Regions from separate parts of the Homo sapiens genome. Here region 1 is linked to region 2. Evidence: chromatin loops called from intact Hi-C (ENCODE). Cell type or tissue: OCI-LY7. All regions are shown on one strand. Links, peaks and the distances in the headings refer to the core of each region. The heading gives the core; the rest is flanking DNA.

The links. Peaks named below come from ENCODE experiments on the same cell type or tissue, not always from the same donor. Only the 100,000 strongest peaks of a DNase experiment are listed, where the experiment ranks them.
Region 1: a loop joins it to region 2, with 8 times the contacts of the local background. A loop is called at or near these places in 1 of 110 quality-filtered maps.

Annotation. Positions count from the first base shown.
Region 1 is chr7:98,700,713-98,703,520 of GRCh38, forward strand. No RefSeq gene overlaps it. Among named protein-coding and RNA genes, the nearest start is that of NPTX2, 85 kb to the left of the region's middle. In OCI-LY7, for the core only: no CTCF peak of the experiment used is centred there; DNase peaks (open chromatin) are centred at 999 and 1,519; H3K27ac peaks cover 2,447 bases.
Region 2 is chr7:98,641,046-98,643,853 of GRCh38, forward strand. No RefSeq gene overlaps it. Among named protein-coding and RNA genes, the nearest start is that of NPTX2, 25 kb to the left of the region's middle. RefSeq lists an enhancer at 2,264-2,323. In OCI-LY7, for the core only: no CTCF peak of the experiment used is centred there; DNase peaks (open chromatin) are centred at 766, 1,236 and 2,416; H3K4me3 peaks cover 1,553 bases; H3K27ac peaks cover 2,500 bases.

The sequences.
Region 1 (2,808 bases), core at 77-2,576, 60 kb after region 2:
CTACCCTTGGGGTGGTGAGTTATGTAGCAATGGATACGTACATCTTCCACCTCCTCCAGGAAGCCTCCCTGGCTGCACCCATCCCTGGGATCACCCTCTCCTACAAGGTCATGGCACCTCTTGGCCACAGCCCTCATTCCTCCCTTCATGATTATGTAGATATGTCGTGGCATGTTTGTTTAACATAACAGGAGTACAGAGAAAATGGACAGAGTCATATCCCAGGCTGACATTGGCCAGAAGGGAGTGATGGGGAAAGGAAAGAAAGAGAGAGAGAAAGAGGGAGGGAGAGTGGGGAGAGAGGAGGGGAAGGAAGGAAGAGAAGGAATGGGGGAAGGAGGCAGAGGCAAGACAAACAAAAAAAATTTCCATAATATAATGTGCTTGTATAATGGGATCCTATTTATGAACCTGTGTGTATATGCATGTGTGTGTAAATGCTTAAATAGACGCTTGAAAAGATGGTCCCAAAATGTTAGTGGTGACATTTAGGTGTCTTTTCTTCTTTATAATTTTCTATGTTGTTGCAATTACTTTTACAATGAGCATGTATTTTTACATCATCAGAAAGCAGAGAAAAGCTATTTTCATTGAAAAAAAATTTTTTTTTGTCTTTAAAGCATCTCTGGCTGACGACAGTGCGGCACTGCATGACTCAGATGTCCCCTCTTGGGTTCCTGGCTCCTAAAGCCTCTGGCATGTTGAGACCTTTGAGTTACTGAATTTTTCCTGGATGGGGGCTTCCAGCATGGTTTTCTGGGACTCTTCAGTGACCTCCAGGGATGTGGCCTGCTAGGGCGGCCTCCACCTCACCCATAGCACTGCCTCTCAGGGGATTCTCTGTAAGTCTGGGAGTTTCCCTGACCACTCGGCGTCATGCTGGGTGCGGTGATCGCCAACGGGATCCTCGTCACCTCACAGGATCCATTTCTCCCCTTCACAAACAGTAGAGAGAACCAGAAGAGGCCAAAGGGAAGGCCCATCTGCTGTACCAGCACCTGCCACTGGCCTTTTCGGCTTTTTTTTTTTTTCTTTTTGAGACGGAGTCTCACTTCGTCGCCCGGGCTGGAGTGCTGTGGCATGATCTCAGCTCACTGCAACCTCTGCCTCCTGGGTTCAAGCAATTCTCCTGCCTCAGCCTCCCGAGTAGCTGGGATTACAGGCGTATGCTGCCACACCCGGCTAATTTTTTTTTTTTTTTAATTTTAGCAGAGATAGGGTTTCGCTGTGTTACCCAGGCTGGTCTCGAACTCCTGAGCTCAGGCAATCCACCTGCCTGGGCCTCCCAAAGTGCTAGGATTACAGGCATGAGGCACTGCACCTGGCCTTGGCTTTTTTAAAAACAACTTTGATTGGGTGCAGTGATTCAAATCTGTAATCCCAGCACTTTGGGAGGTTGAGGTGAGAGGATCGCTGGAGGCCAGGAGTTCAAGACCAGCCTGGGAAACATAGCAAGACCCTGTCTCTACCAAAAATACAAAAGTCAGTGAAGCATGGTGGTGCACACCTGTGACTGCAGCTGCTCAGAAGGCTGAGGTGAGAGGATCCCTTGAGCCCGGGGAGGTCAAGGTTGCAGTGAGCTGTGACTGCACCACTGCACTCCAGTCTGGATGACAGAGTAAGACCCTGTCTCAAAAAATAAAAAGTAAATTAATTAAAATAAAAACAGCTTTATTGAGATGTAATATACATATCCTACAATGCACCCACTTAAAGTGTAGAATTCAATGGTTTGGGGCATATTACATTATTAAAATTTTAAAAACACGGTAAGGCCGGGCGCGGTGACTCACGCCTGTAATCCCAGCACTTTGGGAGGTCGAGTCGGGTGGATCACTTGAGGTGAGGAGTTCAAGACCAGCCTGGCTAACATGACGAAACCCTGCCTTTGCTAAAAATATAAAAATTAGCTGGGCGTGATGGCACACACCCATAATCTCAGCTACTCAGGTGGCTAAGGCACGAGAGTCACTTGAACCCAGAAGGTGGAGTTTGCAGTGAGCCAAGATCGTGCCACTGCACTCCAGCCTGGGTGACAGAGTAAGACTCTGTCTCAAAAAATAAAATAAAATGAAAAACATGGTAAAATATACATAACATAAAATTTGCCATTTTAACTTTTTTTTTTTTTTTTTTTTTTTGAGATGGAGTCTCGCTCTGTCGCCTAGGCTGGAGCGCAGTGGTGCAATCTCGGCTCACTACAAGCTCCGCCTCCCGGGTTCACGCCATTCTCCTGCCTCAGCCTCCCAAGTAGCTGGGACTACAGGTGCCCGCCACCACGCCTGGATAATTTTTTGTATTTTTAGTAGAGATGGGGTTTCACCAACGGTCTCGATCTCCTGACCTCGTGATCCGCCCGCCTCGACTTCCCAAAGTGCTGGGATTACAGGCGTGAGCCACCGCACCCAGCCCAGCCCATTTTAACCATTTTAAGTGTACAATTCAGTAGCATGAAATTCATTCACCATGTCGTGCATGCATGCATCACCACTATGACTCAAACCTGTAATCCCAGCACAAAAACGGTAGGTTTCTAAATCATTTTTTTTTTTTTTTGAGACTGAGTCTTGCTCTTATTGCCCAGGCTGGAGTGCAGTGGCGCACCCTCAGCTCACTGCAACCTCTGCCTCCCAGGTTCAAGAGATTCTCCTGTCTCAGCCTCCCAAGTAGCTGGGATTAATGCATGCACCACCACACCAAGCTAATTTTTTGTGTTTAGTAGAGACGGGGTTTCACCATGTTGGTCAGGCTGGTCCCGAACACCTGACCTCAGGTGATCCACCCACCTTGGCCTCCCAAAGTGCTAGG
Region 2 (2,808 bases), core at 185-2,684:
GCAGGAGGATCACTGGAACCCAGGAGGTGAAGGTTGCAGTGAGTCAAGATTGCACCACTGCACTCCAGCCTTGGTGACAGAGTGAGACTCCCTCTTAAAAAAAAATTATTTATTTTTATTTTTTATAGAGACAGTGTCTCACTTTGCTGCCCAGGCTTGCTTCAAACTCCTAGCCTCAAGCGATCCTCCGGCCTCAGCCTCCCAGTGCGCTGAGATTACAGCTGTGAGCCACTGTGCCTGGCCTGGAATTCACTTTAGCCACACACCTCTGAAAACACAGGCCAGTTTGCTATTCCCCTTTCGCAGATGAGGAAACTGAGGCTCTGGTAAAAGAAAGGACTTGTCTAAGTTCACATGAATAATTAGGTCAAGGGAGGCCCACCTGAGGTCTGGTCCTGGACATGATGTCCTGGGGACATATTTTATGCAGAGACCTGGGGGAAACAGTGCTTAAGACGGGGCATGGGACCTCCCAACACCCCCACAGACAAACTCTCCACCCAGGCACAGGATAGTAGAAAAGTTGTTACTGGAGGCATCTGAGTGCCCCCTGGGAACCTAGGGATAGCCCCCCAGCCATCTGCAGGTGCCCAGGGGTGAGCCATGCTCCTGCTTCCCTCGCTGTCTCCCTCCCTCCCTGCTCTTTCTCTTTCAGCAAATATTTGTTGTTGCTGTTGTGAGCCGCTGCCATGGTTACAGGCATCCCCAGAGCTGAGGGTCCAAGTTGGACTTGAAACCTCTTTAAAAGTCAAGACCACAGGAAACAGCTGCTTCTTAAAACCCCGGTCCTGCAGGTGACCACATCTCATCACCCCAGGCTGTAGGCTCTGTGCCAGCTGAGGGTTTGGGGAAGTGGAAGGGGAATCTTCAGGTTTTCACCAGGCCCAGCAGCCCTGGAGTTGGGGGACAGCCTGAGACCACAAAGACCAGCCTTGGGCAGACACCTCAGCATTCCTCCCTGCCCTGAAGAGGTGCCACTCCTGCACAGCAGGGCACCAGCCTCCAATAAACCCAGGTGACTGAATTCCCGCAGGGCGCCCCTCCTCACCAGCTGTGCGACCCTGAGTGAGTCGTGGTGGTCTGACGTGTTTGCTCATCTGTGAAATCAGGGCGATGAACCCTTGTGGGCTTATTTTGAGGAGTTAAGCCTTCCAAGCTTAGGTCACGCTTGCTGAGTAGGGCGGTATGGTTGCCGACGGATGGAAAGCCCAGAGGTCTGATGTGGCACCAGCTCCAACAGATGCAAACCCTCAAGTTTGCATTTCTCTGCACAACTTCCTCTTTGGGTGATTGTGAGCTGCTGTTTTCTGCTTGGACCAGGGAGAACAATAGTCTTACACAGCAGAGACTTCTCCTGAGGACTGAAGGAGCTGACTGTATTAGCTATTGGTTGCTACGTAACGAATGACTCCAAAACTTACCAGCTGAAGACAACAAATGTTTAATATCTCACTGTTTCTGTGGGTCAGGAGTCCAGGAGTGGCCTTGCTGGGTAGTTCTGGCTCAGGGGTCTTTCATAAAGTCACAATCAAAATGTTGGCCAGGACCAGGAGCATTGGCTCATGCCTGTAATCCCAGCACTTTGGGAGACCGAGGCAGGTGGATCATTTGAGGTCAGGAGTTTGAGACCAGCCTGGCCAACATGGTGAAAACCCATCTCTAAAAAAAAAAAAAAAAATACAAAAATAAACTAGGCATGGTGGGGCATGCCTGTAGTCCCAGATACCCGGGAGGCTGAGGCATGAGAATTGCTTGAACCTGGGAGGCAGAGGATGCGGTGAGCCAAGATTGTGCCACTGCACTCCAGGCTGAGTGACAGAGTGAGACTCCACTTCAAAAAAAAAAAAAAAAAAAATAGTTGGCCAGGGCTGCAGTCCTGAAGACTGGACTGGGTGGGAGGAGCCCTTTCCATGATGGCTTCTGCGCATGGCTGTTGGCAGGAGGCCTCAGTTCCTCACAACGTGGGCCTCTCCAAAGGGTTGCTCACGGCAGTGCGTGGTAGCTCACGCCTGTAATCCCAACACTTTAGGAGGCTGAGGTGAGAGGATCGCTTGAGCTTAGGAGGTCCAGACCAGCCTGGGCAACACAGGGAGACCCCATCTCTACAAAAAGTAAAAAATTATCTAGGCATGGTGGAGCACCTATGGTCCCAGCTATTCAGGAGGCTGAAGTAGGAGGATCGCTTGAGCCCAGAGGTTGAGGCTGCAGTGAGCCATGATTGCACCACTGCACTCCAGCCTGGGCTGCAGAGAAAGACCCTGTCTCTAAAAAAAAAAAAAAAAAAAAAAAAACACAAAGGGCTGCTCATGACAGGGCAGCTGGCTTCCCAGGGTGAGCAATCTGAGAAAGCGTAATGTGGTTTATGACCTAGCCTTTGAAGACATGCCCTCACTTCTACTGTCTTGTACTGGTCACACAGACTAACCTTATTACAATATATGAGAGGCTGTGAATACCAGGTGGCAGAGATGGCTGGGGCCATCTCTGGCCCCCAGTTCCTGCTGTGAGTTTGGCTATCATGGCAAGGAAGGGACTCCCCCAGGGCCCAGCATGCAGCATATACTCAGCGTATGGGAGATGACACAGTTATTCTACAGTACACAACCCCAGAACCTAGAATGCCTCAGGGTTGGAGAAGGAAATGCAGGAAAGAGACCAGACCCAGAAGTGGGACCGCAGGCCCCAATGGAGGCACATTTCCTGGACCAGGCAAAGAGACCTGGTGCCCAGCCCTGCTGTGCCAGGTGGAGAAGGGGCAGGAGGAGGACCCCAGTGAGGATACAAGCTTGCAGGAGCCAGGTCACCAGC